2 separate regions of the Homo sapiens genome follow, and region 1 is linked to region 2. A link is an interaction called in ENCODE POLR2A ChIA-PET data of the cell type or tissue named here. Cell type or tissue: GM12878. All regions are shown on one strand. Links, peaks and the distances in the headings refer to the core of each region. The heading gives the core; the rest is flanking DNA.

Region 1 (11,553 bases), core at 2,248-10,247, 73 kb after region 2:
TGTGCTCCCCAAACTGTCTCTGGGTTTCCATCTGTGGGATGCCTTTCCCAGTGTCCTAAGGATCTTGGAGAGCTCCCTTCTGTGGCTCTCTGCAGGGAGACAGACTATCCCTAAATACAACTGCCAGACACAGAACAAAACTGTTGCCGTCATGCCAGGTACCACGTCAGTATCTTCAACCAAGATTGGAGCTCTTCTGGGGTGCTACAGAAGCCCACGGGTAAGGAGTTTGGGAATTCTACAGAGAAATATTTGGGTCTCCCCTAATGCCACTCTCTTACATCTCATCGAATGGAAAGGTGGACACTGAGCTTACATATCCATGAGAGTTATAACAGAGTTATAAACAGACCTTAGGGAATTCCCTGTATCATGAAATGATCATGATGGTGATGATGCTGATGATTATTATTATTATTTTGGAAAGAAGGTCTCACTCTGTCAACCAGGTTGGAGTGCAGTGGTACAATCACGGCTCACTGATGTCTCGACCTCCTGGCTCAGGTGATCCTCCCGCCTCAGCCTCATAAGGAACTGGGACTACAGATGCATGCCACCACACCTAGCTAATTTTGTTGTTGTTGAGAAGGGGTCTCACAATGTTGCCCAGGCTGGAGTGCAGTGGCATGTGGTATGATCATGGCTCACTGTAGTCTTAACCTCCTGAGCTCAGGTGATCTTCCTGCCTCAGCCTCCCAAGGAACTGTGACTACAGGCGCATGCCACCACACCTGGCTAATTTTTGTATTTTGGGTTTTTTTGGTAGAGATGGGGTCTCACTATGTTGCCCAGCCTGGCCTCAAACTGTTGGCCCCAAGTGATCCTCCCGCCCTGGCCTCCCAAACTGCTGAGATTACATGTGTGTGCCCAGTCAACATTATTAACAATAGCAAGGATGGGAATAAAACAGAACGTGCAGTGGATGCTGTGAGTCTCGACCCAGAGTCCTGTCCATGGCCAATGCCTCCATCCCCCAGCTGCTGAGAATACTGACTGCTGACAGTTCATAGCTGTGTGCCTTACTGGAAACATCAGGATTACAGGACGCCAGGAATTCCGCAACACAGAGAAGTACCCCATCCTAGAATATGACTTTCTCAGGGGCATCCAGAGACCAGGCTCACACCTATAATCCCAGCAATTTGGGAGGCCAAGGCGGGCAGATCACCTGAAGTCGGGAGTTTGAGACCAGCCTGACCAACATAGAGAAATCCCGTCTCTACTAAAAATACAAAATTAGCGGGCGTGGTGGTGCAGGCCTGTAATCCCAGCTACTTGGGAGGCTGAGGCAGGAGAATCGCTTGAACCCGGAAGGCGGAGGTTGTGGTGAGCTGAGACGGCGCCATTACAAACAAACAAAAAACCAAAACAAAACAAAAAAACCAGAGACCAATGACTGTCAGATGCTAGAGATACAAAGAGAAAATTTACTAAAGAATTTACTTCTGCCTTTCACACCAAAAGAGAGAAATCTCTGGTTTCCAACACTTCCTCAAGACAGTGAACCCTTTCCAATACACAGAAGACTTTTACTTTAGTAAATTCTGGATTGACCTTTTTTTTTTTTTTCCTACTTGCTGGATCGCAAGGTGGAAGAATTGTGGAGCTTGCCCATCAAATTCTGCCACTGCACTCCAGCCTGGGTGACAGAGGAGACTTGGTCTCAAAAATAAAAATAAATAATAAATGTATACATTTTGATGGGTTTGGACATATGCACACACTTATGGTGCCACCACCACAATCGAGGTACTAAATATATTCATTCATGTCATGCCCTTTTCAAAGTACAAGGACCAGGTCAGGAGCAGTGGTGGCTCATGCCTGTAATCCCAGCACTTTGGGAGGCCAAGGCAGGAAGATTGCTTGAGGCCAGGAGTTCAAAACCAGCCTAGGCAAAATAGCAAGAGCCTGTCTCCATAAAAAAGAAAAGAAAAAGAAAAAAATGAAAAATTAGCTGGGCATGGTGGCATACACCTGTAATCTCACCTACTCAGGAGGTCGAGGTGAGCAGATCACTTGAGGCTAGGAGTTCAAGACCAGCTGGATAACATAGCAAGACCCTATGTCTACAAAAATGTTTTAAATTAGCCAGATGTGGTGGTGTGCACCTGTAGTCCTAGCTCTTCAGGAGGCTGAGGCAGAAGGATCACTTGAGCCCAGAAATTCGAGGCTACAGTGAGCCATGATGGAGCCACTGCACTCCAGCCTGAGCAGCAGAGTGAGAGATCCTGTCTCAAAAATATATATATTATTACTGTTAGTAAAATTAGAAATTAGATGGTAAATTAAACTTTCTAACATTAATTTTTATAGGTTATAAATTTTTATAGGTATGCATCCATCTCTGTCTAGATATTAAATCTGATTTATTCGGCTGGGTCCACTGGCTCACGCCTGTAATCCCAGCACTTTGGGAGGCCGACGCAGGTGGATCACCTGAGGTCAGAAGTTCAAGACCAACCTGAGCAACATGGTAAAACCCTGCCTCTTTTTAAAAAATTAAAAAAAAAAAAAGACTACATAATATGACTATGTGTTAGTAGATGAGTGATTAAATAAATTTTGGTACAGCAATTAATTGGAATATCATACCACTTATTTAAGACTTGGCTAAACACTCATATCTACCTGGAAAAAAGTCCATGGTCTGTTAATTTTTTAAAGTAATCTCCAGAATAATTAGTATATAGTATTATAGTATTTTTAAAAACTATTTTAAAACTCTCAATATAGGAATATATATTGTGATAAAATGCTTTTTCTAGTATTTATGTAGTAAATTATATTATTACATGTCTTAAGTTTAATTTTTTGTAGAGCAAGGACTATAGTAATGGTCACCTCAAAGTCAAATTAGAGAAGGGAAAGGGAGTTTTATCTTATTTTTTACTTTAATTTTTTTTTTTGAGATGGAGTTTCACTCTTGTTGCCCAGTCTGGAGTGCAATGGCGTGATCTCGGCTCACTGCAACCTCTGCCTCCCAGGTTCAAGCAATTCTCCTGCCTGAGCCTCCCGAGTAGCTGAGATTACAGGCACCACACCCGGCTAATTTGTTTTGTAATTTTAGTAGAGACAGGGTTTCATCATGTTGGCCAGGCTGGTTTCGAGCTCCTGACCTCAAGTGATCCACCCACCTCTGCCTCCCAAAGTGCTGTGATTACAGGCATGAGCCACCACACCCGGGAAAGGGAGTTTTGAATTGTGTTTTACATACTCCATATTTGTGAGAATGAGCATATATTATTTTATTAATTTTAAAAATCTAATTAAAAACTTTTAAATAAAACAACATTAAGAACTATGAAATGTAGGGGCCAACCCCACAGGGTCAGTGGGTTTTTCTCCCTGTGTGTGGAGACAAGAGATTGTAGAAATAAAGACAAAGAGATAAAAGAAAAGACAGCTGGGACTGGGGGACCACTACCACCAAGATGCAGAGACTGGTAGAGGCCCTGAATGCCAGGCTGTGCTGATATTTATTGGATATAAGAAAAAGGAGCAGGGTAAGGAGTGTGAGCCATCTCCAATGATAGGTAAGGTCACGTGGGTCACGTGTCCACTGGACAGGGGGCCCTTCCCTGCCTGGCAGCCGAGGCAGAGAGAGAGAGGGAGAGAGAGAGACAGTTTACGCCATTATTTCTGCATATCGGAGACTTTTAGTACTTTCACTAATTTTGCCACTGCTATCTAGAAGGCAGAGCCAGGTGTACAGGATGGAACATGAAAGAGGACCAGGAGTGTGACCACTGAAGCACAGCATCACAGGGAGACCGTTAGGCCTCCAGATAACTGCAGGCGAGCCTGATTGATGTCAGGCCCTCCACAAGAGGTGGAGGAGTAGAGTCTTCTCTAAACTCCCCTGGGGAAAGGGAGACTCCCTTGCCCCGTCTGCTAAGTAGCGGGTGTTCTTCCTTGATACTGACACTACCGCTAGACCAAGGTCCGCTTGGCAACAGGCGTCTTCCCAGCCGCTGGCGTTACCGCTAGACCAAGGAGGCCTCTAGTGGCCCTGTCCGGGTATAACAGAAGGCTCGCACTCGTCTTCTGGTCACTTCTTACTATGTCCCCTCAGCTCCTATCTCTGTATGGCCTGGTTTTTCCTAGGTTATGATTGTAGAGTTAGGATTATTATAATATTGGAATAAAGAGTAATTGCTACAAACTAATGATTAATGCTATTCACATATAATCATATCTATGATCTGTATCTAGTATAACTATTCTTATTTTATATATTTTATTATACTGGAACAGCTCATGCCCTCGGTCTCTTGCCTCGGCACCTGGATGGCTTGTTGCCCACAATGAAATATGAAAAATTTAGCACACAGATCACCATATGTTTCCTCATCTATAAATAGTGATAGATAGTAACACCTTCCTTATAGGTCTCTGTGAAAATATTTAGGGATAATGTATGTAAAACTGTTTATTACCAGGCAGGTTGGAAAGTAATGTCCCATTCATTTGTCCACTAGGATGGCCATAGGGTTTTTGGTTTTTTTTCCTTTTAATTCTTGAATTCCAGAGTCTTCAAATACATTCCATTGTTGTAAAGTGAATCATATTCACATTTTTTCCCTAGAGTTTAGCGATTCCTTTTGCATACAAATTCAGGCTGTATGTGTTCACACATAGATCTCAAATAACATCTTAATTTTCACAACGAAAAGCTCCCTTCCTCACCCTGTAGCCTGGCTCCTAGAAGCAACTTTTTTTTTTTTCTGATAGTAATTACATATTTGTAAGTTAGGTATTTATACTGCTTTTTCATTTATCAGCTTTAAACTATATTGAATTACTTTCTTCTCCGAAACAATTAGCACATAACTCTTACGTACTGTAAAACTAATTTTCCTCACCAAACATAATCATTTAAGGAATCTGGATAAATCAAAATTCAATGTTTATCATTTTATGACATCAATATTTACCATTTGTAGCATCTAAACCTTAGCCAGACATGTAACAAGTAGTATGTCATTAATAATTTTTTCTCATTTTTTCTTTTGATCTCTTAAATTTTAAAATTTCCTTTTTTATTTCTTCCTATGAATCCAACACCTATTTTCTCCACCAGAAATGTAGTTCTCTTTTCAGTAGATCCAGATGTGCACTAGACAATTAATCAGCTTTGGCTTTCACTTGGAGACATCCCTCCCTAGTCCTCCCTCCCCTCGTCCCCCTCTGGATGGGAGAAATATGCATACATGATCCCATTTTTGAAAGAAATTAGGAAGCTCAAAATCACACAAAAAGGCTGGGTGTGGTGTGGCTCACACCTGTAATCTCAGCACTTTGGGAGGCCGAAGTGGGGTATGACTTGAGGCCATGAGTTCTAGACCATCCTGGGCAACACAGACCTCCTCTCTACAAACAAATACAAAAATAGTCAGGCTTGGTAGTGTGGGAGGCCCGGGTGGAAGGATGGCTTGAGCTCAGGAGGTCGAGGCTGCAGTGAGCTATGATTGCACCACTGCACTCCAGCCTGGGCCACAGAGTGAGACCCTGTCTCAAAACAAACAAACGAAAAGCCACACACACACACACACACACACACGCCCTAAATGTGTGGCTATATCATTTTAACAGGCGGTGAATGTGGAGAAATGACTGAAGAAAACTTTAAAGAGTTCATTTTGCATCCTGCTACCTGAACAGTTTTAAAATCCACAAAAAGCCCTACACCCAAAAACTGACCTCCACCAAGTCTTGTCCTCTCAGCCTACTAGCTCAACCCCATTCCATGCCCCACCACTGCCTTATCTTGTCCACATACTCGCCCACCAAACCTGGTATTAACCCACAGCAAGATCCGCCCATCAAACCTAATGCCCGCCCACAACCTCGCCCCGGAACTTAGTCTCTGTCCTGACAGCCCCGCCCCCATGCCTGGTACCGCCCACGGTCCCGCCCCAGAACTTCTCCCCACCCCCGGAGCTGATCTCCACCCACACTCAGCCCTGCCTCCAGGCCTGGTACCGCCCACAGCCCCGCTCCAGAGTTGGTCCCCGCCCCCGGAACTGGTCCCCGTCAACACTCAGGCCCGCCTCCAGGCCTGGTACCGCCCACAGCCCCGCTCAAGAGCTAGTTCCGCCCCCAACCCTGCCACAGACCCGCGCCAGGACGACCCTGCCTCCGCGGCTGTCCCTAGCCAGGGCCCAACCTGGTTCTATTAATAACTAAGCAAACTAGAACACCTCAGCCGGAGGCTGGGGTGCGCGGCTGCTGCACCTGCAGCCTGAACCCGGGGGTCCTGACACGCCGCATTTTGGGCTGGGACCAGCTGGAGCCGGAAGCGGAGGTGCAGTGTGGCTAGCCGGAGACCGGAAGCGGAAGCGCGCTTGTGTCTTGTGAGAAGAGCCGCGCTTGCAGCGTCTGGGAGAATCTTTCGGTCTCCGCGAGAGGTGCTTCATTCCGTGAGTCCGAGTCCAGAGAGGGGCCCCAGCCGCGGGCCTGCGTCCCTCCCGGGAGCCGGGTTTCCGCCCCTGAGGCCTCGGGCTGTGCGCTCAGTTAAGCCCGAAGCTGCTGTTTCCTCCGGTGTCCGGGCCCCGCGCCCCTGTCATCCTCACTCTGTCGTCCTCACCCTGTCGCCCTCACCCGGGGCGATTCTGCGCCCCAGGGGACTTTTGGCTATAGTTGGAGACGGTTTGGGATGTCACAAAATGGAGGGTAGGAGGGACTGTGCTACTACTGTAATCTAGAGGGTGGAGGCCAGGGATGCTAGCAGCTCAGCATCCTGCAGCGCGTAAAGCAGCCGCCGCCAGCAAAGACTCATCCAGCCCCAAATGTCATTAGTGCCCAGGTTGGGAAACCCTGCTGGAGGGCATTAAAATCTCTGCAGTCCTGAATACACTGTAGAAATTATTTAGAATTCAGCCGAGTCCACTTATAAGGCCTAAAGTGACGAATTTAAAGCATCTGGAGTCACCATACAATCTCCAGCCAAATGAGTTAAGCAAGTCAGATGAAAACAGCTTTAAGCTTCTTGTCCCATTTTAGGGACCAGATGGCTGGATAGGAATCTGGTGAATTCAGGCACAGCCAGTAGCCTGGGTTCTTATTCTTTAAATCAATTTTTTTTAAGTGAATGGGGTGGTCTTTCTATGCAACAACTGTATTAGTCTCAGTAAATACATTTTACTATACGTACATATTACTCCCTACAAAAGGCCTCATAAGCGATTTTTGTGCCCTTTTTATTTAGACGAAAAAAGTATAATTCAAGCTCAGATTTGTGTTGAAACCAGCCTCAAGTTTCACCTATCCTCACTGATCCGTGGACTTCTGTATGATCAGGTAGGTACCGTGTAGAACCTGCAAGTTGCAAGACTCCACTGTGTAGAAAACCTGTGAATGGATTTTTCCTGTGTTCAGGTTGTAAACACAAGGACTCACTAACAGTGAGGGTATTTTTTTTTTTTTTTTTGAGACAGAGTCTCACTCCGTTGCCCAGCCTGGAGTGCAGTGGTGCGATCTCAGCTCATTGCAACATCTGCCTCCCAGGTTCAAGCAGTTCTCCTGCCTCAGCCTCCCAAGTAGCTGGAATGACAAGGGTGCACCACCACGCCCAGCTAATTTTTGTATTTTTAGTAAAGATGGGGTGTTGCCATGTTGGCCAGGCTGGTCTCGAACTCCTGACTTCAGGTGATCCACCCACCTCGGCCTCCTAAAGTGCTGGGATTACAGGTGTGAGCCACGAGTGAGGGTATCTTAAAAATTATTTGTTTGATGCCTTATATTCAAGAGAAGGATACTAAGGGGTGTGTGATAATGTGTGTCAAAATAAGTCAGTAAATACAGCTATATGCAAATCAGTACACAAAACATGTAAACACTATTTAAAAGTTTTTTTTTCAACCTTCCAAGACATCTCAATTTTTCTTTTATTTTTTTCTTTTCCTAACAGGCCTGCCAGCCTGTAGACTTATGCTGTATAATAAGGTAGCTGCTGGTCCATGCGGTTGTTTTAATTTAAATGTAGACCAATTAAGATTCCATAAAATTTTAAATTCAGCTTCTCAGTCGCACTAACCACATTTCAAGTGCTTGACAGCGACATGTGGTTAATGCCCCTATTGAACAGCAAAGATTAAGATCATTTCCATCATCCCAGAAAGCCCTGCTGGGCGGCATTGTTCTAGTCTCTTCCCATCTGTCCATTGCAATGAAGCCAGAACGGCTATTGTAAAAGATAATTTGTGGCCAGGAGCAGTGGCTCAAGCCTGTCTGTAATCCCAGAACTTTGGGAGGCCGAGGTAGGTGGATCACCTGAGGTCAGGAGTTCAAGACCAGCCTGGCCAACAGGGTGAAACCCCGTCTGTACTAAAAATATATAAATTAGCTGGGTGTGGTGACTCTCTTGAGCCTGGGAGGCGGAGACTGCAGTGAGCCAAGATGGCACCGCTGCACTTCAGCCTGGGCAACAGAGCAAGACTGCATCTCAAAAAAAAAAAAAAAAAAAAAAAAAGCTGGGCATGGTGGCTCACGCCTGTAATCCCAGCACTTCGGGAGGCCAAGGCAGGCAGATCACGAGGTCAGGAGATCGAGACCATCCTGGCTAACGTGGTGAAACCCCGTCTGTACTAAAAATACAAAAAAAAAAAAAAAGATTACCCGGGCGTGGTGGCAGGCGCCTGTAGTCCCAGCTACTCGGGAGGCTGAGGCAAGGGAATGGCATAAACCCGGGAGGTGGAGCTTGCAGTGAGCCGAGATCATGCCAGTGCACTCCAGCCTGGGTGACAGAGCGAGACTCCGTCTCAAAAAAAAAAAAAAAAAAAAAAATACAGCCAGGCACAGTGGCTCACACCTGTAATCCCACCACTTTGGGAGGCTGAGGTGGGCAGATCGCCTGAGGTCAGGAGTTCGAGACCAGCCTGGCCAACATGGCAAAACACTGTCTCTACTAAAAATACAAAAATTAGCTGGGCATGGTGGTGGGCACCTATGATCCCAGCTACTCGGGAGGCTGAGGCAGACAGAATTGCTTGAACCCAGGAGGCGGAGGTTGCAGTGAGCCGAGATCTCACCATTGTACTCCAGCCTGGGTGACAGAGCAAGACTGTCTCAAAATAAATACATAAAGATAAATTTGCTTTAGTCACTCGCCTGCCTGAAAAGCCTTTGCTGGCTCTCCACTGCCTCTCATGTTCAAACTCCTCACCACTCTTTATAATACCTTTCAAAATACAACCTTTCCCGTGCACTCTGGCCCCTTATTTGTCCACATGCTCCAAACTGTGAACTTGGCTTCCTAAGCAGCTTGCTTTCCTGCCTCTGCACGTGCACTTTCCACTGAGCAAGACCCTACCTCGACTCTCAAGACTCAATTCAAATGTTCTTAGTGTTTTTCCTTCCAAGGCTTCCCAGTCCCCTTCTTCCCAGATCCTGGGTTGGATGCCATGTGCCCCTCTGCCATATCACATATCACTCTGAAATGCAGCAGCAGGTCTGTGTGTGTGTCCTGCTCCCAGAAAGCCAGTTCTTAGATGACAGGGATCTTCCTCCCCTCCATCTCCAGCACCCAGCTGGGGGCAGGTATCAATAAAACGTGAATGAGGGGTCAACGTCGGGACCCTAGGGCTGCAGAAGGGATTTGAGAGGAATAACTGGGTGAGGAAATGCTATGCCTGGTTTGGACTTGGGAGGGAAGAGGGGGCGACCCACCAGGGGCTCACCTGTGCAGAGTTCTCTTCTCTACCGTTTGTGCAACACAGCTGCTGGAAGAGCCCACTCACAAACAAGTATAAATACATGGAACTGTAGAGAAATAATACAGATATTTGTTTTTTTGGTTTTTTTTGTTTTTTTTTTTTTGAGATGGAGTCTTACTCTCACCCAGGCTAGAGTGCAGTGGCATGATCTGGTCTCACTGCAACCTCTGCCTCCTGGGTTCAAGCGATTCTCCTGCCTCATCCTCCCAAGTAGCTGGGATTACAGGCACCCACCACCATGCCCAGCTAATTTTTTAAATATATTTTTAGTAGAGACAAGGTTTCACCAACTTGGCCAGGCTGTTCTTGAACTGCTGACCTCAGGTGATCCGCCCACCTCGGCCTCCCAAAGTGCTGGGATTGCAGGCGTGAGCCACTGTGCCTGGCTATAATACAGATTTTCTTGCATGTCATAATACTAAAACTTTCAGGCTTTTACATATAAGTACAAATATATAAACTTTTCACATGTATATGTGAATTTTGGGGGTTCTGTTAACACCACAGAGACCAGATGTCAGAGACACTTGGCAGCTATATTAACTGGAGGGTGGGGGCTGTGAGGCTGCAGGCAGGAATGGGAAAGAGCCTCCCATCTCTGCTTGGCTCCAAGTACCAGCGAACAACTGGCCTGTGGGGAATGGCTCTCCATTCAGTCCTCTCCCAATCCTTCTCTCCCCGGAGATTGGGGGTATGGGGGTCACCCAGGATAAATTCCCTGGGCAAGAGATCTAGAAGGAAGCCAGGGCCTGAATGCTACATCTCAATACAAATTCCTAGAGAGACTGAGTGGCCCTGCCTTCCATGAATAGCCAGCACCGTCCACCCTCTACAGCTCTGTTTTGTCTACCTGGCCCAAACTCTTACAAGTCTCTAACTGCAGACAGCGCCTGCCCCCGCCCCCACCAACCCCTCCCACACACACCCTTGACCACTTTTTTTTTTTTTTTCCAAATGGAGTGTTGCTCTGTTGCCCAGGCTGGAGTGCAATGGTGCAATCCCGGCTCACTACAAGCTCTGCCTCCCAGGTTCACGCCATTCTCCTGCCTCAGCCTCCCAAATAGCTGGGATTCCAGGTGTGTGCCATCACGCCCAGCTAATTTTTTATTTTTATTTTTTTAGTAGAGATGGGGTTTCACCATGTTAGCCAGGATCGTCTCGATCTCCTGACCTCGTGATCCGCCCGCCTCGGCCTCCCAAAGTGCTGGGATTATAGACAGGAGCCACCGCGCCTGGCCAGCCGCTTTCATCTTTGTGTGTATATACACACACACACACACACACACACACAGCCCTTCTTTTCTCATAAAAAAGGAAACATTCCATATATGCTATTTGGTACTTTTTTTTCCCCTTAAATTTACTGACGATAATAACCTCTATTGATATCTAGAGATCTTCTCTCTTTTTTTTTTAATGGGTGCACTGTAATGCCACAGTGAATAATCTTACACAACTTTTACATTTGTGTATCTTACAGATCGATTCTTAGAAGTTGCAGGAACCTAGGGTCTCTGATAGAAAATGGCTGGAGCTCTGCTGGGCTGGCATGAGAGTGGGGAGTGGGGAGGAGGAAATCAACTGAAATGAGGGGTAGTGACATCTGAGCTGGGTGAGGTGGAAACCAGGAGGAGGGGGTGGTCAAGGCAGATCACAGGCTGGAGAGGGGGTGACCGAGGCAGGGCACGGGCTGGAGGGGGGTGACCGAGGCAGGGCACGGACTGGAGGGGGGGTGTGACCGAGGCAGGGCACGGGCTGGAGAGGGGGTGACCGAGGCAGGGCACGGGCAGGAGGGGGGGTGACCGAGGCAGGGCACGGGCAGGAGACGGGGTGACCG
Region 2 (11,553 bases), core at 1,074-9,073:
TATAATATGTTTTGACATTGTGGAATGATTTTTTTTTTTTTTTTGAGATTGAGTCTGGCTCTGTCGCCCAGGCTGGAGGGCAGTGGCGCGATCTCGGCTCACTGCAAGCTCCGCCTCCCGGGTTCACACCATTCTCCTGCCTCAGCCTCCCGAGTAGCTGGGACTACAGGCGCCCGCCACCACGCCCGGCTAATTTTTTGTATTTTTAGTAGAGACAGGGTTTCACCATGTTAGCCAGGATGGTCTCGATCTCCTGACCTTGTGATCCACCCGCCTCGGCCTCCCAAAGTGCTGGGATTACAGGCGTGAGCCACCGCCCCCGGCTGACATTGTGGAATGATTATATCAAGACAATTAACGTATGTATCACCTCACATACCTATCATTTTTCGGTATGAGAACTTTTAAAATCTACTCTTTCAGCCATTTTGAAATACACAATATAGGCCGGGAACAGTGGCTCACACCTTTAATCCCAGCACTTTGGGAGAACGAGGTGGGCGGATCACCTGAGGTCAGGAGTTAAAGACCAGCCTGGTCAACATGGTGAAAATAATATAATATATAATATATTATTAATATATAATATATTATTAATATATAATAAAATTAATATATTAATATAATATGTTAATGTAATACATCAATATATTAATATACTAAATCAATATAATACATTGATATATTAATATAATACATTAATATATTGATATATTAATATAATACATTAATATATTGATATATTAATATAATACATTAATACATTGATATATTAATATAATACATTAATACATTAATATATTAATATAATACATTAATACATTAATATATTAATAAATATTAAATATATATTTAATATATATTTATATAAAAGGTTACTATCTGTTTTAGGAAAATGTTAGCATTCTATATACAATTATCCATATATGCATGTATGTGTATTTATATGTGTATATACAAAATCATACATACAAATGTACAAACATATAAATGCATCAAATGCATGTATATATGTATGATAATTTTGTATTTGCATAAAATATTCCTGGAAGGTACCTAAGAAACTCATAGCATCGGTTGCTTTTGAAAACAAATGTATGCGAGGCTTAATACCTAGGTGATGGATTGATAGGTGCAGCAAACCACCATGGCACATGTTTACCTATGTAACAAACTCGCACGTCCTGCACATATATCTTGGAACTTAAAATAAAGTAAAATTTATTTATTTATTTATTTATTTATTTTGAGACGGAGTCTCACTCTGTCGCCCAGACTGGAGTGCAATGGCCCTATCTCGGCTCACTGCAACCTCCGCCTCCCGGGTTCAAGCGGTTCTCCTACCTCAGCCTCCCCAGCAGCTGGGATAACAGGCACCTGCCACCACGCCTGGCTAATTTTTTGTGTTTTTAGTAGAGACAGGGTTTCGCCATGTTGGCCAGGCTGGCCCTCCTCAGCCTCCCAATCCCAAAATGCTGGGATTACAGGCGTGAGCCACTGCGCTCAGCCGAAAATAAAACAAGATATTTTAAAAAGAGAGAAAGAAAGCAAGTGGCTGGGAAGCCGAGGCAAGGAGACTTTTCAGTTTACCCTCTTCTATCTTTTGAATCTTGAGCCAAGTGAAGATCTTTTCTGTTCAAAACATAAATCATTTCTAACAGAGAAAATAGTGGAAGTACTAGACATTACTATAAATGAGCCTTTCTTACCGTGTCGCCCAGGCTGGAGTGCAATAGCGTTATCTCTTCTCACTGCAAACTCCGCCTCCTGGGTTCAAGCAATTCTCCTGTCTCAGCCTCTCGAGTAGCTGGGATTACAGGCTCCCGCCACTACGCCTGGCTAATTTTTGTATTTTTTAAGTAGAGACAGGGTTTCACCGTGTTGGTCAGGCTGGTCTTGAACTCCTGACCTCAGGTGATCCACCCACCTGGGCCTCCGAAAGTGCTGGGATTATAGGCGTGAGCCACCAAGCCAGGCCTAAATGAGTCTTTCAAAGAAGACTTTAAGGATCATTTTAGTAAGCGTTGGCCTATGGATATCAATTTAAAATGCAGAAAGCACTCTCCTAAGGTAATGTCGGTGGCCAATTGGGGTTTAAGATAAAACCTCCAGTGCACATTAGCAAAGATATTGTGCTCTGCAGATCTGTGAAGCCTTTCAAAGGCGCTGCCAATGATGAGGGAGGCACTGATGGAGAAGATGCTTTAAGTAGTTTGCAGAAAAGTTTCACAAAATGTAAGCAGGAAGGAAAACAACAATTACGTGTAATGCAAACAATCTGATATCACATGCAAAAATAATGTTGTAGGAGGCTATTAGAACAACATAGGGCCGGGCACGGTGGGTCACACCTATAATCCCAGCACTTTGGAGGGCAGAGGCGGGCAGATCACTTGAGGTCAGGAGTTTGAGACCAGCCTGACCAACATGGTGAAACACCGTCTCTATTAAAAACACAAAATTATCCGGGCAATGTGGTGAGTGCCTGTAATCCCAGCTACTTGGGAGGCTGAGACATGAGAATCACTTGAACCTAAGAGGTGGAGGCTGCAGTGAGCTGAGATCAAACCACTGCATTCCAGCCTGGGTGACAGAGCGAGACTCTGTCTCAAAATAAATAAATAAATAAACAACCATAGAAAGTGATTATGACGTAGCATTAGGAGCAAAAGGAGGTTATATTATTCTGTCATTACACATTGTATGCATGTATCAAAATATATCATATGTAACTCATAAATATGTGCCACTATTATGTATCAATACAAAATGTAGGTTATAAAGAAAGTATATTACATGTAAGAGAATCTTAAATGTTAATAGAAGAATGTCAGTATGAGTGATTTTAAATTTCTCTTTTTTCAGCTGTAATTCTAAATTATGTACATTGCCTTAGCAATAAAAATAATATAATGAAGCGTTTTAATAAAAGAGGAAACAAAATAATAATAATAATAATAATTATTATTATTATTATTATTATTTGAGCCAGGGTCTCACTGTGTCACCCAGGCTGGAGTACAGTGGTGCAATCTTGGCTCACCGCAACCTCCACCTCCCAGGTTCAAGCAATTCTCCTGCCTCAGCCTCCCAAGCAGCTGGGATTACAGGCACTTACCATCAAACCCAGCTAATTTTTGTATTTTTAGTAGAGAACGGGTTTCACCATGTTGGCCAGGCAGGTCTCGAACTCCTGACCTCAAGTGATCCACCCACCTCATTATCCCAAAGTGTTGGGATTACAGGCGTGAGCCACCGCACCCGGCCACAAAATTACTTTAAAAACTCTTCTTGGGAGGTCTATACTCCTGCTTTGATATATTCATGCTGCTTTGATCTCTGAGTTTGGAATCTGTTGGGGCTGCCTGTGTGTTTATGTGACAGTTCTCCCTCCATGCTTCACGCACAGTTACTTGCTGGCCATACACTGTCAGATGGCTTTAGAATTTGGTGCACAGGCAAACCTGGGTTTGAATCCCAAATCTACAACTACTAGTTAAGTGGCCCTGAGGTTGTGACTTTACCTCCAAGCCTCTCGTCTGCAAAACGTAGCTAAGAAAGAGCACATATTTTACAGTTTCATGCTGATTCAGTGAGATGACCCTTCAGACCTGCCGGCACATGGTAAGTCCTGAATAAAGCTACCTGTGAAGAGAAGTGGGAAGGATGATGATGGTGGTAGTGGTGGTGGTGGTCGTGGTGGATGTGATAGTAGTGGTCATGATGGTGATGGTAGTGATGGGAGTGGAGATCATAATGATGGTGGAGGTAGTGATGAAGGTGGCAGTGGTGGTGATGGTACTGACAGTGGTTATGATGGTGGACATGATAGTAATGGTGATAGTGATGGTGGCAAAAGTGGTGGTGATGGTGATGGTGGTGACAGTGATGGTGGTGATGGTGATGGTGGTGACAGTGATGGTGGCAAGGGTGATGGTAGTAATCAGGGTGATGGTGGTGATGGTGTCAATGGTGATGGTGGTGGTAATAATGGTGATGGTAGTGATAGGAATGGTGGCAATGGTGATGGTGGTACTAATGGTGATGGTGGTAATGGTGATAGTGGTGATGGTGATGATGATGGTCTTGGTGGTGGTGATGCCAGTGGTAGTAACGGTGATGGTGGTGACGATGACGATAGTGATGGTGGTGCTGATAGTGACGGTGATGACAGTGGTGGTGATGGCAGTGATGGTAATAGCGAAGAGGGACTGCATGGTTGTGGTGATGGTGGCAAGGATGGTGGAAGTGACAGTAATGCTGATGCTGATGATGGTGATGAAAGCGGTCATGGAGATCTCTCATGTCCCTTCCCTGGTGCCAATTGTAATCACAACTTTGCATGCTAAGGACTGACCTTTTACCCAGTGGTAATGAGAATTAACGAGGGTCCTGTGAAGTCCCCACAGGAACACAGTAGTGGCCTAAGAAGACCCATCCCATGGAACCCCCTATTCCCAAGCAGGCAGCTGCACATCATGCACTGGAATCCTCTTGCAAGTCAAATTTTGCTGCAGATGCTTCTCTCACCCCTTCCATTACTGCCTCCTAAAATCACTTACGGAACTTCTACTATGGGCCAAGTGCCTTAAGAACTCTGTGGCTATTATCTTATTGAAAGCTACAACCATCTTGTGATGTAGGTTTCTTTTGAAACGGAGTCTCTCTCTGTCACCCAGTGGTGCGAGCTCAGCTCACTGCAACCTCTGCCTCCCGGGCTCAAGCAATTCTCCTGCCTCAGCCTCCCGAGTAGCTGGGACTACAGGTGTGTACCACCACGCCCGGCTAATTTTTGTATTTTTAGTAGAGACGGGGTTTCACCACGTTGGCCAGGCTGGTCTGGAACTCCTAACCTCAGGTGATCCCCCCACCTTGGTCTCCCAAAGTGCTGGGATTACACGTGTGAGGCACCGCTCCCGGCCATGATGTAGGTCTTATAATTATCTCCTAAGTCTTCAGATGAGGAAATTGAGGTTCAAAACAATGATATCATTTGCTTAAGATTGTGCTGCTAGGAAAATACAAAGCTAAGATTTGGACAATGTCAGCTTGAGTCCAAAGCCCATGCACAACCACCTCACCAAGATCATAAACTCCAGTGTCTACCAAGATCTAGACATGCGACATAAATACATAAGGCCATTGGTGGGACGTAATAAGGACTGTGGGGAACTGGAGACCAAAGGCTATCTAGAGACACCCACACCCACTTTTTCCTTAAATACAGAACCAGGAGACCAACCACTTTCAATCTCTGCAGTAGACAATACTACTTCACTGAAATCAATTTCTGTTGCGGGAATCTTGTGTCCCATTGGTGGAGTTATACTTGATTACTTTCTGGATACCTTTCCTCTTTCAAAATTTGTCTTCTTTTTAGAGTCATGTTGCTCCACCCTTCAAAAAGTCCACTCTAAAATATAACTGGAAAATTCTCAATGAAAAGAACCCCTGTCCAGGTAAGGGCATTTCTTTGCTGAGGCCTGATTTGAAACAAGTTTAACTAAAGTGAGTATTTTGAAAGGAAAAAGGTGGTAAGATTTTTCACAACAGCCGAGGCCTCTAGAGATGCTGATTTGTAGGGGACTTTCGGCCATAACCAATTGTGAGAAAAGAATTTCACATCAGAGAGAAAGAGAGGCAGACACAGAGAACTGAGCCAAGGATCACACACAAAGAAACTCACTGTTTGCAGCGACTGATATTTTATAATTATAGTTGTTTTCATTTCTGCTTGTTGCCTTGTTGGTTGTTACCCACTAAGGTGGTGCCATGGTGGTCGTTACCCACTAAAGAGGACCAGCCTCCTCCTGTGGATCATAACCAGCCGGTTGAAAAAGTTGACATGTAAATCCCTCTGCTTTGGTCATGAATAAAGGACAAAACCCTTCCACCATGATAATGATGATGACTGTGAGGCTGGCATTTAAACACATGTGCTGATGTGTACATTATGGGTGTCAGGTGTATGGAAAAGCTGTTAATTCACCCTACAGACTTAGGAAACTCGCTCATCTTTTTAGATCTTGTTTTCCTTGTTTTTCATAACACGTTCGTTATAAGCTATGTTCATCTTAGACTCTTCTTGAATCTTGATCATTCTAGTTCACCTTAAGCCCCTTTCCACACCATTGCCCCCTTCTTTGTGCGTGATAAGGCATCCCAGCAGGTTTCAGAGTATCACATAACAACACACACACTCCTTGCCCAAGCAGAAGTGGAAAAATGAATGTGAGATAGAAGCCGACATAGCAGCTTTCAAGAAATAAAGTAACCGGACATGTAATGAGGCCTCCTTGAAAATGTTTCCAGAACCAGAATATTTTTCTTAGATTCATGATCACAAGTAAAATATTTCCTATTTTCTATAGGAAGATACTACTTACCCTAAAGATGAAAAGTCCTTGCCTCTCACTGAGTCTGGTAGCTTTTCAGAACTGACAGAAGAGGAAGTACGTCGCTCTTTATCTTGAGCTCCGGTTTCTCAAGGAGTCTTGTGGGTGGACACGGAGGCTGCGTTGTTGTTTGGGGAGTTTGCATAATGCAGGGTCTATTAGTTCTCTTTCCACTGCCGTAATTTAAGTGGTACATTATCATGGTGGACCATATCAAAGTGCCTCAGAAAATGAATGGGGAAATGGTGATGGTGATCAGTGGGAAATGGAGAGGGATAATGGAGAGTGAAGCCAACTTCCAAGGATATGGGTTCAACTTCAAAGAGGTCTTTTTAATTTAATTTTCACTACCAGAGTTGAAGGCCAGAGTGTGGGAAGGAGTCAGCATATCTTTGTATTGCTTCATTTCCTATTCCAGTTGACCAACTTGGGAAAATGACTCATCCATATTCTTGGTTTTTGGGATGGTACCATTGAAGAGAATTACACTGATAGACTTGGCTGATAAGATTTTCAACGGTTTCATTAGGGTGGTATTCTGAAATTGTTGTCTCATTTGTATTAGAAGAATCTTCGTGGCCGGGCGCGGTGACTCACGCCTGTAATCCCAGCCCTTTGGGAGGCCGAGGCGGGCAGATCACGAGGTCAGGAGATCGAGACCATCCTGGCTAACGCGGTGAAACCCCATCTCTACTAAAAATACAAAAAATTAGCCGGGCATGGTGGCGGGCGCCTGTAGTCCCAGCTACTCAGGAGGCTGAGGCAGGAGAATGGCGTGAACCCGGGAGGCGGCGGAGCTTGCAGTGAGCGGAGATTGCGCCACTGCACTCTAGGCTGGGCGACAGAGCGAGATTCTATCTCAAAAAAAAAAAAAAAAAAAAAGAAGAAGAATCTTCGTAAGATCCAGCATGAATATGGCAAATATGCCCTAATTTGGCAAGTCCAAATACACATCAAGCAATTTACTTCTTGTCTTGATTTTATTACATATATGAAACGTGGTCTTATTATCCCTAACGTTAACACCTTCATCTTTCTGTTTTCCATTTATTTTTATAAATTCATGAGTAAATGCAATAAATTATGCAAATAATAACATAGATATGGCTGGATAGCTGGGCTGGTAATCACCTCCTCCATGTACCACTCAAAATGTTTGCTGCATCATCTTTTTTTTTTTTGGGATGGAGTTTCTTTTGCTCTTGTCACCCAGGCTGGAGTGCAATGGCACAATCTTGGCTCACTGCAACCTCTGCCTCCCGGGTTCAAGCGATTCTCCTGCCTTAGCCTCCCCAGTAGCTGGGATTACAGGCACACACCGCCACGCCCAGCTAATTTTTGTGTTTTTAGTAGAGACGGGATTTCCTCCATGTTGGCCAGGCTGGTCTCGAACTCCTAACCTTAGGTGATCCGCCTGCATCGGCCTCCCAAAGTGTTGGGATTACAGACGTGAGCCACCGCGCCCAGCCTGCTGCATCATCTTTTAAATGACAAATGAAAGACGGATTAAGCCTGCCATTGTCAGCTGTACTGAAGACAAAATTGTCTGCATGTAAAACTGAAATGCCTAAACCCAAAGGAAGTCCCTGAAATTCTGAGCATTCTGTGTGCTCATAGTCCAATTCTGCACGCGATAGATTGCACCATGGGATGGAAGAATTCTCTATCTTTAAGTGTAGTCTCTGGCTCTAATCTTGGCCATGTGACTGGCTTTGGCCAATGAAACAACAGCTAACAGGATGCAAAAAAAAAATGCTAGCCTGCTGGAGTGTAAGAGGCCATGTTGAAGAAACCAAGGCTTGATAGACAATAATTCATCACTTTGGTTGCCAATCTGCCGATCACCACATGTGTGGGTAAGGCCGTGTCAGATCATCTATTCAACCAGCATACCCACCAACTGATAAACACGTATGAATGGAACAAACAAGCCAGCTCAGATCTGAAGAATGACCACAGAATCATGAATTAAATGAAATAGTTGTTATTTTAAGAAAAAAAAAATTCAATGGGGAGAGGATGGTTTGTTATACACCCAAGGCCAACTGAGACACTTCCCAAGGTGTCCTGGAATAGGTTATTTGCACTCTTGTTGTCAGACATGGTATTATTTAACTCTACCTCCCAACCACAGCTGATTGGAACATGGATTGGTCCATATGGCAAACAACAACTTATGAGATGGCCAAGAAGATAAGTGTACCTTCAAACAGTTCTGTATATTGAATATTGACTGACCAATCCATTCAGACTGTGTCTCTCTTGAGGGATCTGAATAAGTCCCAGAAAGGGATACAGACAGCAGCGTGACTCATGAGCTGCAATGAACAAATTAAGAAACAACAAAAGCAGAAGCCGTTGGATAGGAGAATCTGTTGATGACCTTCCTCTCCAATCTCTACGTTGGGTATCTCACCTTGCCTCGGTAGAGCAGTACAGTACACTGTCACCGTCAGAGAAACCAGCCCATTTCAAAACCCAAGGAGCAAATGTTCGGTCTAGGAACGTTTGATATGGCCTGGTCATTTCCCAAACTTTAACAAGCATTTAACAATTCACTTTGGGCAATTGTGAGAAACACCTGTTCTCCATCCTTCTGCAACCGGCCCTGTGCATTAAGAGGTTTCCCTGTATGTTCTGGATCATGAGGCACTTGTGTACTCTGCTGTGAAGCTGGATTTGACCAGGGTTAGCCCCGGAAGAAGAAAAGACAGCTGATGCAGCTAGAGATGGGGTGTTTACTTCTCTAGCTTCCTCTTCCCTGCCAGCATTGCACATTTGGACAGAGGTTGGGTTTTTCTGCTGTAGGCTAAAGCCCTTTCCAGGTTCTTATAAATGCTCCCTGCCTTCATGCCTTCAAGCCAACGAGTGGTTGGCTTCCCACATTGCTAATCCCAGGGTGCCATTAGCAATGGCACCCACAATCCCATTGGATTACCCACATTGCTAATCCCAGGGTGCCTCACCATCCTCTGTTGATTTCCCTTAGCCCTACCCTCACCTAAATAAACAGTCCTTTCATTAAACCCTCCTCATTTAACTCATTTGAGTGGGCAGCTGTTTCTCCCCATGTCACCAATTAATACACACTTTGGTCCTGATTCTGCTTATTCTAGCTTTCTTATCAACTGTCATAGAAGAGGAAACCCTTATTTCAAGAAAAGAAGAAAACACCATTCTTTGACCAACATGTGGAACTGAACCACAAAACACAAATATCACTTCCTCCTTTGCCAATCATTTAAGAGGAATTGTTTCTCAGCAAACTTCCCATGCCTTGAAATAGTGGTGTTCAGTATGTGAATTGGCTGGAAATATGGCGTAGGTGGTCCACTTGGAAAGAATGGGATATAGGAATCAGAGCTTAGAACCTGGGCTCTGTCAGAATGGCAGCCCAGACTTGATGCCTAAAAGGTCATGTTCAGTGGCTCGTACGTATGATCTTTCTTGCCAGTTCACTGGACACCAATGGAATTATGCCCTTAGATAATATTGTCACCTTTGTTTCTAACAAACCTCTTATGCTAAGTGTGCTTGGTGCCTGAGATGGTATTAAAACATGTCCCCACACTTTCTGACATTCTTTTCTGGAGAGCTGAAGTCTATGTCTTATCTCCTTGTATCTGGGCTTTGTAACTTCTTAACTAATAGAACTGACAATAGAAAATAACTCTATGCATCTTACAGGACCAGATCTTATCTTAAGACAGTAGTAGCTTCTTTTTTTTTTTTTTTTTTTTTTTTTTTGAGACGGAGTCTTGCTCTGTCGCCCAGGCTGGAGTGCAGTGGCATGATCTTGGCTCACTGCAACCTCCCCCTCTCGGGTTCAAGCGATTCTCCGCTTCAGCCTTCCAAGCAGCTGGGACTACAGGCGCTTGCCACCACCCCCGGCTAATTTTTGTATTTTTAGTAGAGATGGGGTTTCACCATGTTGGCCAGGCTGTCTCAAACTCCTGACCTCATGATCCACCCGCCTCAGCCTCCCAAAGTGCTGGGATTACAGGAGTGAGCCACCGCATCCAGCCCATGACGTTATTTATAAAACCAAGAGTGCACATGTACCCTAGAACTTAAAGTATAAAAAAAAAACCAAGAGTGATATAAAAAAAAAAACCAAGAGTGTCTCTTCAGGAGACAGAATGTCAGAATAACATTCTGTTGCTGTGCAGTAGATTGACACACGGTCTTTCCCAGATGTATTCATTCAACAAACATTATAAACCCAATCAGTGACCCCAATCTCCTGCTAGGTAATACACTTTCAGAGATAAATCAGACAAGGAACTTGTCTGATTATGATCTAACATGATGAGTATTACACATAAAAGATCAATAATAACTTTGGACACAATGAAACAAAAACGTTAAGTCAGGAGGTAACCAGATGACTTTGAACTGATGATGGAAAGCTTTTCTATGAGCAAAAATTAAATAAACTTCAAATTAGCTGGGCACGGGGGCTCATGCTTGTAGTCCCAGCACTTTGGGACGCTGAGGCAGGTAAGATCACTTGAGGTCAGGAGTTTGAGACCAGCCTGGCCAACGTGGTGAAACCCCATCTACTAAAAATACAAAAATTAGCCATGCATGGTGGTGGGCACCTGTAATCCCAGCTACTCAGGAGGCTGAGGTGGGAGAATGGCTTGAACCCACAAGACAGAGGCTGCAGTGAGCTGAGATCATGCCACTGCCCTCCAGCCTGGGCGACAGAACGCGACTTGTTCTCAAAAAGGAAAAAAGAAACCCTGTCCCTGTTAATAACTCAAAAAATAGCTGGGCATGGTGGCAGGTGCCTGTAATTCCAGCTACTTGGGAGGTTGAGGCAGGAGAATTGCTTGAACCTGGGAGGCGAGGTTGCAGTGAGCTGAGATTGCGCCACTGCACTCCAGCCTGGGCGACAGAGTGAAACTGTGTCTCAATAAAATAAAATAAAATAAACTTGAAATTACTAATTACTATATTTATTTTAGAGATAGAGACGGGGTCTTGCTCTGTTGCCCAGGCTAGAGTGAAGTGGCATGATCAAGACTCACTGTAGCCTTGACATCCTGGGCTCAAGCAATCCTCCCACCTCAGCCTCCCAAGTAGCTGAGATCACAGGTGTCCACCACCATACCTGGCTACTTTTTGGTGGAGGGGAGTAGAGACAGAGTCTTGC

The links. ChIA-PET counts read pairs that join two places held together with the same protein. Peaks named below come from ENCODE experiments on the same cell type or tissue, not always from the same donor. Only the 100,000 strongest peaks of a DNase experiment are listed, where the experiment ranks them.
Region 1: POLR2A ChIA-PET joins it to region 2 with 13 read pairs; 5 of 35 experiments call an interaction of 5 or more read pairs at or near these places.

The regions. Positions count from the first base shown.
Region 1 is chr19:7,063,352-7,074,904 of GRCh38, forward strand. It overlaps ZNF557 (zinc finger protein 557), which reads left to right and starts at 6,352. Exons shown (of 8, transcript NM_024341.3): 1 at 6,352-6,422; 2 at 7,211-7,302. In GM12878, for the core only: a CTCF peak has its summit at 4,004; a DNase peak (open chromatin) is centred at 5,990; H3K4me3 peaks cover 1,808 bases; H3K27ac peaks cover 1,147 bases.
Region 2 is chr19:6,991,413-7,002,965 of GRCh38, forward strand. It overlaps the pseudogene ADGRE4P. Among named protein-coding and RNA genes, the nearest start is that of MBD3L2B, 24 kb to the right of the region's middle. In GM12878, for the core only: no CTCF peak of the experiment used is centred there; no DNase peak of the experiment used is centred there.